Linked DNA regions of Homo sapiens: region 2 is linked to region 1. Evidence: chromatin loops called from intact Hi-C (ENCODE). Cell type or tissue: ovary. All regions are shown on one strand. Links, peaks and the distances in the headings refer to the core of each region. The heading gives the core; the rest is flanking DNA.

The links. A loop is a pair of places that touch in the nucleus more often than their neighbours do. Peaks named below come from ENCODE experiments on the same cell type or tissue, not always from the same donor. Only the 100,000 strongest peaks of a DNase experiment are listed, where the experiment ranks them.
Region 2: a loop joins it to region 1, with 10 times the contacts of the local background. A loop is called at or near these places in 91 of 110 quality-filtered maps.

Annotation. Positions count from the first base shown.
Region 1 is chr2:19,361,222-19,365,618 of GRCh38, reverse strand. No RefSeq gene overlaps it. Among named protein-coding and RNA genes, the nearest start is that of OSR1, 4.8 kb to the right of the region's middle. RefSeq lists an enhancer at 1,514-2,315. In ovary, for the core only: a CTCF peak has its summit at 2,442 (motif pointing right); a DNase peak (open chromatin) is centred at 2,468; H3K4me3 peaks cover 2,253 bases.
Region 2 is chr2:18,748,271-18,752,667 of GRCh38, reverse strand. All of the region lies in intron 4 of LOC105373456 (a long non-coding RNA gene), which reads right to left. Among named protein-coding and RNA genes, the nearest start is that of NT5C1B-RDH14, 160 kb to the right of the region's middle. In ovary, for the core only: a CTCF peak has its summit at 2,561; a DNase peak (open chromatin) is centred at 2,566.

The sequences.
Region 1 (4,397 bases), core at 258-4,257:
CTAAATCAGAGTGCTGGGGATGGGGCCCGGGAATCTGCATATTGACAAACTCTCCGGGTGATCTCGTGGCACAGGACTTTTGACAAGCCCCTTCCTAAACCACTGACAACTTAACTCTCCAATACCACACAGGCAGGATCTAGCTGACTGACCCGCCCTTGAGCTGAACTGGGGTATGTGCCCGGCCCTCCCTTTCCTCAGTGGGTGGCCCTTGTACCAGGTTGGCTAAGACTGAAATGCCCTATCCAGGCATCCTGCAGTGGCACTCCTGCTCCTAGTCACTTTGCTGCCTGTGCAGGACCCTGGGCACTGAGAACTAATCTCCTTTCCTATCTGTATGGATCTGGTAGCCTGGCACAGCTCCCATCAGCTGTCTTCTCTGAAAATTAAGAATGAACTATCCTGACTACGATACATGGCTTATTCCTCCTTAGATAATCTCCTGAAATGTTTGTTACAGAATGAAGTTTTGGCAAATGAAGTCATGATTCCAGAAACTCTCTATCTGGAATAGATAGATTATAATACTTTAGTTTTAAGTTTTCTCTCCATTTCTTTATTGTTGACATGTGATATGAAAACCAATACTTAAATATACTAAACCCGACCATTGGTCATTTTGAAGTGAAAATCATATGCTAATATATATTTTCTTTTTTGTTTTGTATCTACTTCAAGTGTTTCAGCAAATGCTTTTCTTTTCCATGGAAAGGTTCTCATGTAGGGAATTGGAGATATGACCAGCAAATTCATTTGCCTGGAGTCACCTAGGAAGAGAGTTATGGTGGGAACTGGCATTTCAAGTGTCCCCCCACTTCCAGCCTAGACCATGGAGGAAGAATATCTGTCTTTTGAGGGTGGCTAAAATAAGGGATTGTGGTTTTCCGCTGTGTGCAGAATCCCCACTACATTGTGATGTAACTCAGATGCACAAATATGACTCTATGACTCCTCCTCCTGAGTCTAACTTCCTAGAAATCAGAGAAGGAAAGATTTATTTGTATTTATTTATTTTTGCTGATGGGGTGGTCCCCTCCCAGTTCACTGTATTCCCTTTGTGGAACATTCTCAATTCCAATCTGTCATCCTTCCATCCCTCTCATCTCCCCAAAACTGATGCTTAAGTTTAAGTTGCACTTGGTAGAGGAACACCAGGTATTAAAGCCACATCCAGTAGGATGCCTTTCAAGTTCCCAGGAGCAATAGCATCCCTTCTAGTTGGGCCACCGCCTTGGGGGCTCAGCACCTCTTCAGGGTGACAGTCTGAAGCCAGGAAGCACCCCTGGTATAAACACTAAAGAGGCAGAAGCACCTGGCCTCCTTCTATTCAGTAGGTAATTCTACTCATCCATTAGGTGAGGCACAGCGCGGCTTTGCATCACTTAGGGAGGGTTGGTGAATGTAGTAATTCTTTGGAATGTCCAAGTTGGGTCCACTCCCTTTCCACCCCTCACTGCAAGCTCAGGATAGGGAAGTGGGAGGCCCTGCCTCAGAGGAGCAAAGTGAGTGATGGGCAGCAGGAGGACACAGCCTTCCTCTAAGAGCTTGGAGCAGGTAGGGAATCTGTCTTTCTCTCTGCCCTTTTCTTGCTTGTTTTCTCTGGGTATTTTGCTCCAATGAGTGGACCTGACACTTTAGGAACTCATTCTATGCAATGTGGCATAGTCCTCTGTAGACAGAGAATTAACCAAAGAGCTTGTTAATAGGTATATTCTTAGGATTTCTCTCTTCAGGTCTCTATCTGAATACCTAGAGCTATGATGACAAGGGAGGGTCCTGCTAGAATATTCTGTACGGAAATCCGAAAAAAAAAAAAAGGAAGCAGCAGAGGAACTGGAATCTAATGGTCTGGGAGGAAGGAGAGGATAGGAAACCTCACGTGTTTCAGGGAAATCGATTCACGGAAACAGACTCTCTCTCTTCTTCCCGCGCTTCTTCAGAAAGCCAGGATTTGGGATCCGAAGCAGGACGTGCAGACCTACGAGGGGCTGCGGACGGAGGCACCGGAGGGCACTTCTCACCTCCGGGTGTGCCGGGAGGGGCACGCGGACCGAGCTTGCAAATGCAGGATGGGGTCCCAGTAGATCTTTGCTCATCGTCTTCCCAGGACCAGAAGCGAACGGCGGCAGATAGTTGCTAGGAATTTCGGATTATTTAAAAACAAACAAACAAACAAACAAAAGCCCTCATCCATCTGAGAGCAAGGACGTCTGGTTTGGGGCAGGGAAACAGAAACCCCGTGGCGAGAAGAAATTCCTCCTCCGTTTGCTCTTTGGAAGGGTAAGCGTGTGCGTACTTTTAAATGAGTAGCAGCAAACTTCTAACTGAGAAAAGAAAAACTGAAGGACTAAAATACTCTTGGGCAAAGTGAAATAAGGATACTGTGGGTTTGCGAGTTTTCCAAGAAGGGGTCCCGAGATGTGGCTTGCTCGCCAGCAGGGGGCACGTTTTCTTTAGGATTGCGTCCCAGAATCTCGAAACCTCGCAGCCGGACTCTCTCCGAGTCCCATCGCCGGAAATCGCTCTGCAGATAATAACCCTCCGGTGTCTGGAAATGTTTAATTACCGCGAACTCTCCTTCCTCCAGCGCCACCCGCCGCCGGTGCAGCCCGGAAGGACCCAGCGCCGCGGGTGCAGTAGGTGGCTCTATCTGCAGGATTCCACCCTAACTATTCACAATTCCGTTCAAACTACTGTTCTCCAACATCCCCGGCTGATTAGACATTGCCTTGTTTCTAATGCACTTATTTACACCTTGGAAAAAGGAAAAGTTCATTAACCTTAGTACATAGATCTGGATGTGTCTAAAATAGTCTGACAACTCAAATTTGTGTAAAAAGTAAAAACCCATGCCGTCTTTTACATACATTTTACATTTGATCTTCACAACAGAAGACATCATCATTCCATTTTCCCGATGATCGTATGCCCATGCAATTCCATGCTAGTATTTATGCTTCATGTCACACATATTTTTACAAACCAAAGGTATATGTGTGTGTGTGTGTGTGTGTGTATGTATTGTTACATTTATTAAGGTGAAAGAGTTACATTTGTGTGCCCGTAAAGAACTTACCAAACGGGAACTGCCTGGAAAAACAGTTCACTTTCCCTTTCAGTTTTGATACTGTAACTTGTCTGTCGCTGTCACAACAAAAAACACCCGCTCTTGCGTTCACCTGGCATCTGTTCTCTTAAGGACCCTGGATTGCATTACGTTATCAGAGGTGTTATCTGAACAAATGTGCGCAGGAGTCCTGTTACCTACCTCCCGTGCTTAAAAATCCTTCCCACCCCCAAGCTGGATTTTGACCTGATTGACCGTAATGGTTCCAGAGGAACTATTGAGCCATTACTATCCATCATCTAAATGAATACAGAGGGACGCCTAAATCTCCAGGTTATTTGAAAGCCCTGTACATGCGTAAGGGGGTTTCTAACGAGCAGACCCCCAATTGTCTGCAAAGTAGTTACAGGAAGTAGTTGCGTTGGAAGCAAAAATTCGCAAGTGCTGAGCAAACTTCATTTGAAAAAATGAGGACTTTTTTTTTTTTTTTTAGGCTATGGGGTGCGGAGAGGTGGGGTTCATTTTTTTTTGAATCCAAAACAACTCAAAGCAATATAGACCACATTCTAGTTAATTTTCTGGAAGCTGCTCAATTTTCACTCCGAAGACAGGCTGGGGCGCTTTACCAAGGAGCAGGAATCGGGAGAGGGGCTGGGGTTTGGCGTGGAGACATGAGCAGCGGGCCGTCACCACCGCAGGCGTGCCCAGGAAAAGGCGGCAGCAGGGCTTGCTGCGGGACTGGGTTCAGTGCGGTCCACAGCCCGGAAGCCCGGGCAGACGGAGGGATCGCTCCCTTGACGGACCTCACATCGACTGGCGGGTTGTGGAGCGGAGCGCCGGACGGAGAGCTGGAGGCCTGGTCTCTACTGAGGGGACCCTTCTTCTAGGCTGCCCGGTCCCAGCCGAGTCTGGGACCACTCCGGCGCCCGCGGTTCCGCCCCGAAGGCAGTGAGCGAGAGAGCCAGAAAGAGTCGCGGCGGAGTTCGCGCCGGCTGGAGTCCGCAGGCTCCGAGCTAGCAGAAGCTGCAGCCGCGGTGGCGGAGTGCGCTGGACTCCCAGTAATGAGATGGGAGTTTTGTCACCTTCATTGGGTTTCCAGGAGGGCAGAACTGTTGGGTCCTAGCTACCGAGGACTTTTACCAAATTCGAAACGTGACGTCCTCGCGAGTCCTAAACACATGTAACCTCGCTTAAAAAGTACCCTTGTTGCTCTTAGGTGTCCTGCGTCCTTCCCTTGTCAATCCATCCAAGCGGTAGTCCGGGCACTGCGCAGCGACGCAGGGCCCGCTTAACGTGATCAATTTCTCTTAAACAGGCGGGGGATGGGATA
Region 2 (4,397 bases), core at 271-4,270, 610 kb after region 1:
ACATCTAACGAGCCTTTCAGCTTCAACCTTATGTTTAATGTAAAAGGTATGTATTCCATGAAAATGTTCTACTATTTTGGCATCTGTTTGACCCCAAACTGCAGAGCTTGAGCTTAACATATATCTTGCATGTGAAAAAAGAGAGCCACACTTGAGAACTGGCAAATCAGGCTCCCTGTCCCTTCGGCTGACTTAGCCCAGATGTTACAATCGACGTATCCAAGTCTGGAGCGTGATTCTTTGCAAAATCGGAGGTGAGGTGATGGGCCAAAGGTCACAGGCTCTTCGACTCCTCACTTTTCCAGGCTCAGTGACTCTGTCAGCAGCAGCACGACCCTGGTGCTCTGAGCAGGGTTTGTGTTTACAGTGCACAGGACAGAAGAGCAACAAAAACCACCCCAATTCCCAGCCAAGCTTTCTAGCTGTCCGGAAGGAATAGGAGTGTGGGATCACACTCTGTTTATTTGTGGTTCTTTTAAGCGATGTCCAGAGACCTACATTTCATGCTTGTTTGAAAGTGTGTACGTAACTGGGGAAGCTGTTAAGCAGCAGTTGGCCTTCACTCCAGTTATTTACTTATTTAGTTATATGTCAGCATGCAGTTTATTGAGTCATAATTCTTTTCAGTGCTCTATGGTGACCAGCATTTGAGGGCATCAGAAGAAAGTCTGTATCTCATATTTATAAATATTTACCAGGACATCATATTTGGATGCTTCTATTTCAATTATCACAGGATTTTCGTTTGCTTGTTCAAAAGGGCTTTCATTGGTAATATGAATTACAAAAGAGGAGGGATAAAAGAAAAAAGAAAAAATATATTTGTTTCAGAGGGAGGAAAAAAATAAATGTCATCCAAAACAAACTGAAGCAAATTCCTTAAAAGTGCTTAAAACTATTTTAAGATGTGCAGATTCTAAAAAGTGAGAAAAAACAATAATTCATAATTATTGCTTTTTACCACGAATATCTAACCTAATGTAGAAAAGTATAGTTTAATTGTGGGAGAAAAATCAAATTTTTGCTATTTTGCATTGTGTGCATTGGCAGCATAAAAAATTGTTCTTCAGGAAAAATAAAATTCTAAATCAAGGGAGAAGAAAGCAGAAAGCTAAATGAATGTAGGACCTCAAAGAAATGCTACGGTTGTTACTTTTCTAAGAACACTGTCAACTACAATCTACAAGCAACATTTTCTAACTTGTACAATGTTGTAGAAATGTGCAGGCGGGATAAGTCCCTCTAACTCCTTTTGCAATACCTACAAGAATTTCACTCAAAGATGAGGCATTTTCCTTTGGCTGCTTGAAGGTTTTTCTGTGCAATACAAGAAGGCAAAGGCAGGACGACTCAGCACACCCCATGCAGAAAGAAACGACTGGGTTAAGATTTGTGTTCTTACTCATCTCTCCTGTTCACCTTTGTTTACTGTAATTTGCAGAAAAGAGGGGGTACAAGAGAAGCTGAATGATGGGGGATACTCCTCTTTTCTGTCTACAAGAAAGCTGAGTTACACCTAGGAACCAGAGCTACCTCTTCTTGGTTTTTAGGAAAATAACCACTGAAGACAGAACTAAGGAAGAATCTGGAAAGGTGTGGTCACTTCCTTGGCTACATTCTAACACTCATTTTTATAACCATCACTAGCAATCAGTCTTAAGAGATAAAAGTTTATTTGGAAATTCAGTCAGCATGTTAACTGTGGTTGAAAGCAAATGACTCCCCCTTCTCTCATTTTGGCCAGAGATTTACACCCTTTCCAAGCCAGCCTGGTCTTATTTATGTAACTGCACGAGAGAGTGGCTTCAGGTTGCCTCTTAAAATAACAAACCTATTTGTGCCTTGTGGGGCTGGGCCCAGACAATTGAAGCAACTTAGACCAAAACAACTCAGGTAACCAGAAAGTAGGAACAGGCAGCTTCAAGAGGCTTTTACCAAGATGTCTCCCCTTTAAATAAGACAGCCTGGTCCTGAGTCTGATTACTTAGACCTCAGAGATACGTAGAATTCTAAGGGACCACCACATGGTCTGGGTTCTGAATTGTTTCAGGTGCTAAAGGCCTTGAAATATGGACACCATCTTAATACAAAGCGTCTGTTAAGTGACACAACAAACAGACAGAAATGCTTTTTCTGCTTATCCTGGTAGACATAGGCATTGTAAGTACACTTTGGTGTCAGTTTTTGCTCAAAAGTAACCCTCCCCAAATTCCAGATGTTACACTGTAATTAATGCACACACACATCCACCCATAGTCATATACATGATATGTATTAATACATTTCTGTTATATCAAGAGTTATCAACTATTCTTTGTTACCTTTCATAAACCCACATGAAATTTAGAAGGAGAATAATCAGTGCTGTGCATAATTTGCAAAGGAGCTTAGATGAGGTATCCTTGGCTTTTTTCTCAATTCCAATGTCAAATGTTAAGTAAATCGACATTTCAGAGAGGAGAATAAAATATATTTCAATTTCAGCTAGGATAATAATACCATCCCTTTCTATAAAAGAAGTCACAAAAACTTTCTTTCTCCACAGGCTGTTAAATGGCGCCCCCTTCCTGTCAGTGGTGAATCTAGTCAAGGAGAAATATATATATGCACACACACATATATATTTAAACTAGATACATAATAAACTAGAAACAAATAATAAACAAGAAATATATGTATATATATAAAGAATGCTAGAAGATGAAAGAGAGAGGTATCTCATCTTCTAGATTTCAAACTGTTAGAGTTTGAAATGAATACTGTAGAATCTCAAGTAGACCCTTTTTTAAACATACAAAATAAACTAAGATTCAAAGTGGGGAAAGGTCTTATCAATTTATTAAATTATTCAAACAATTTTTAAGCAGTAACTGTGTTAATCACTGGAGATAAAGAAGGGTCCTGATACCGAGGGAACTCAAAATCTCATAGCGGAGGCTATGGGACTAAACGTAAACCAATTATTCCAATACAGGCCAAAAAGTGCTATAGTTGAGATGTTTCTAAAGTGTTGTTATAGAAATACTAAGTTTGCCAGAGCAGTTTAACGAGAGCTATCTAACAAGTAAGTTAGACAAATCACTCACCTTTAACTAGATGGTTAAATGTTGACCGGGCATAAAAGGTGGAAAGAGAATTCTGGACAACTAAAATGGAATTTCAAATTCTTAAAGGTTTGGAAAACATGTTAGAATGAGGATCAAGTACTTCCGGGTGGCAGCTGTGTAAGATCCATATGAGTGAATAACAGAAGGAGCTGAGTCTTTCATGTAAGACTGCAGGGTTTCAACTTCAGAGTCATGGTGATCACAGTTCAGTATGCGCTGTTATAGCTCAGTGCTGTCCTTTTGTTCCATTCAATAATCAGATCAATTATATAAAAAAAGGTTATGAGAGGCCAATTCTATGTTAAGCCTTGGAGTGCAGAAAAAAGGCTTCAGAGGTATCTTTTCTCTACATAGCCACAATATGAAGGTGTTATAAATCCACAGCAAGAACAGGGCAGAAGGCAGGGTCCAACAACATGTTATATACAATGTATTATATAGGGTCTTCATAAAGAAATAGTGAAAGGACTATATAGGTCATCTGTTATGCAAATGGGAAAGGGAATATGAAAATACATATAAACCTAATTTTTTAACATAAGGAAACATGAGAAGGGTTAAAATAAACAAAATTTGTCACCTAGATAGCAGAGGAGCAGGAATGAAGGGGTGACACTCCTCTGAGTGTATAATTTTGTAGTTTGGACTTTGGGAAGCATAGTAGTATTCCACATAGTAAAAAATAAAATTAACAAAGATGGTAGGGAAAACCTCAAACTAAATGCAAAAGAAACAAATCCAATTGTATTTGAAATGAAGAAAATAATGTTCTCACTCATAAGTGGAAGTTGAACAATGAGAACACATGGACACAGGGAGGGGAACAATACACACCGGGGCCAGTCGGCGGCTGGGGTGAGAGGGGAGGGAGAGCTTAGGACAAATAGCTAATACATGCAGGGCTTAAAACCTAGATTGACGGGTTGATAGGTGCAGCAAACCATCATGGCACAAGTATACCTATGTAACAAACCTACATATTCTGCACTTGCATCCCGGAACTTAAGGTAAAATTTAAAAAAAAGAAAAAGAAAATAATCATACTGAAGAAAAAATAAAATGAATGCAAGCAACTATAGAAGACAGTATTGTTAATATATTACTTCAGTCTAGGAAATTGAACTAAAACAAATCTGCAACTCCCGAGTATGTTTTTAATATATAGTCATTTGGGTTCAGCAATTCTAAAACTAATTTTGCTATTGTAGAATAGAGTAAATGTGTTGATGTCATTGCGAGCCAAGACTCTCACTGTGGAAGAAGGATGACAGAAATATAGTAATGGAGGGA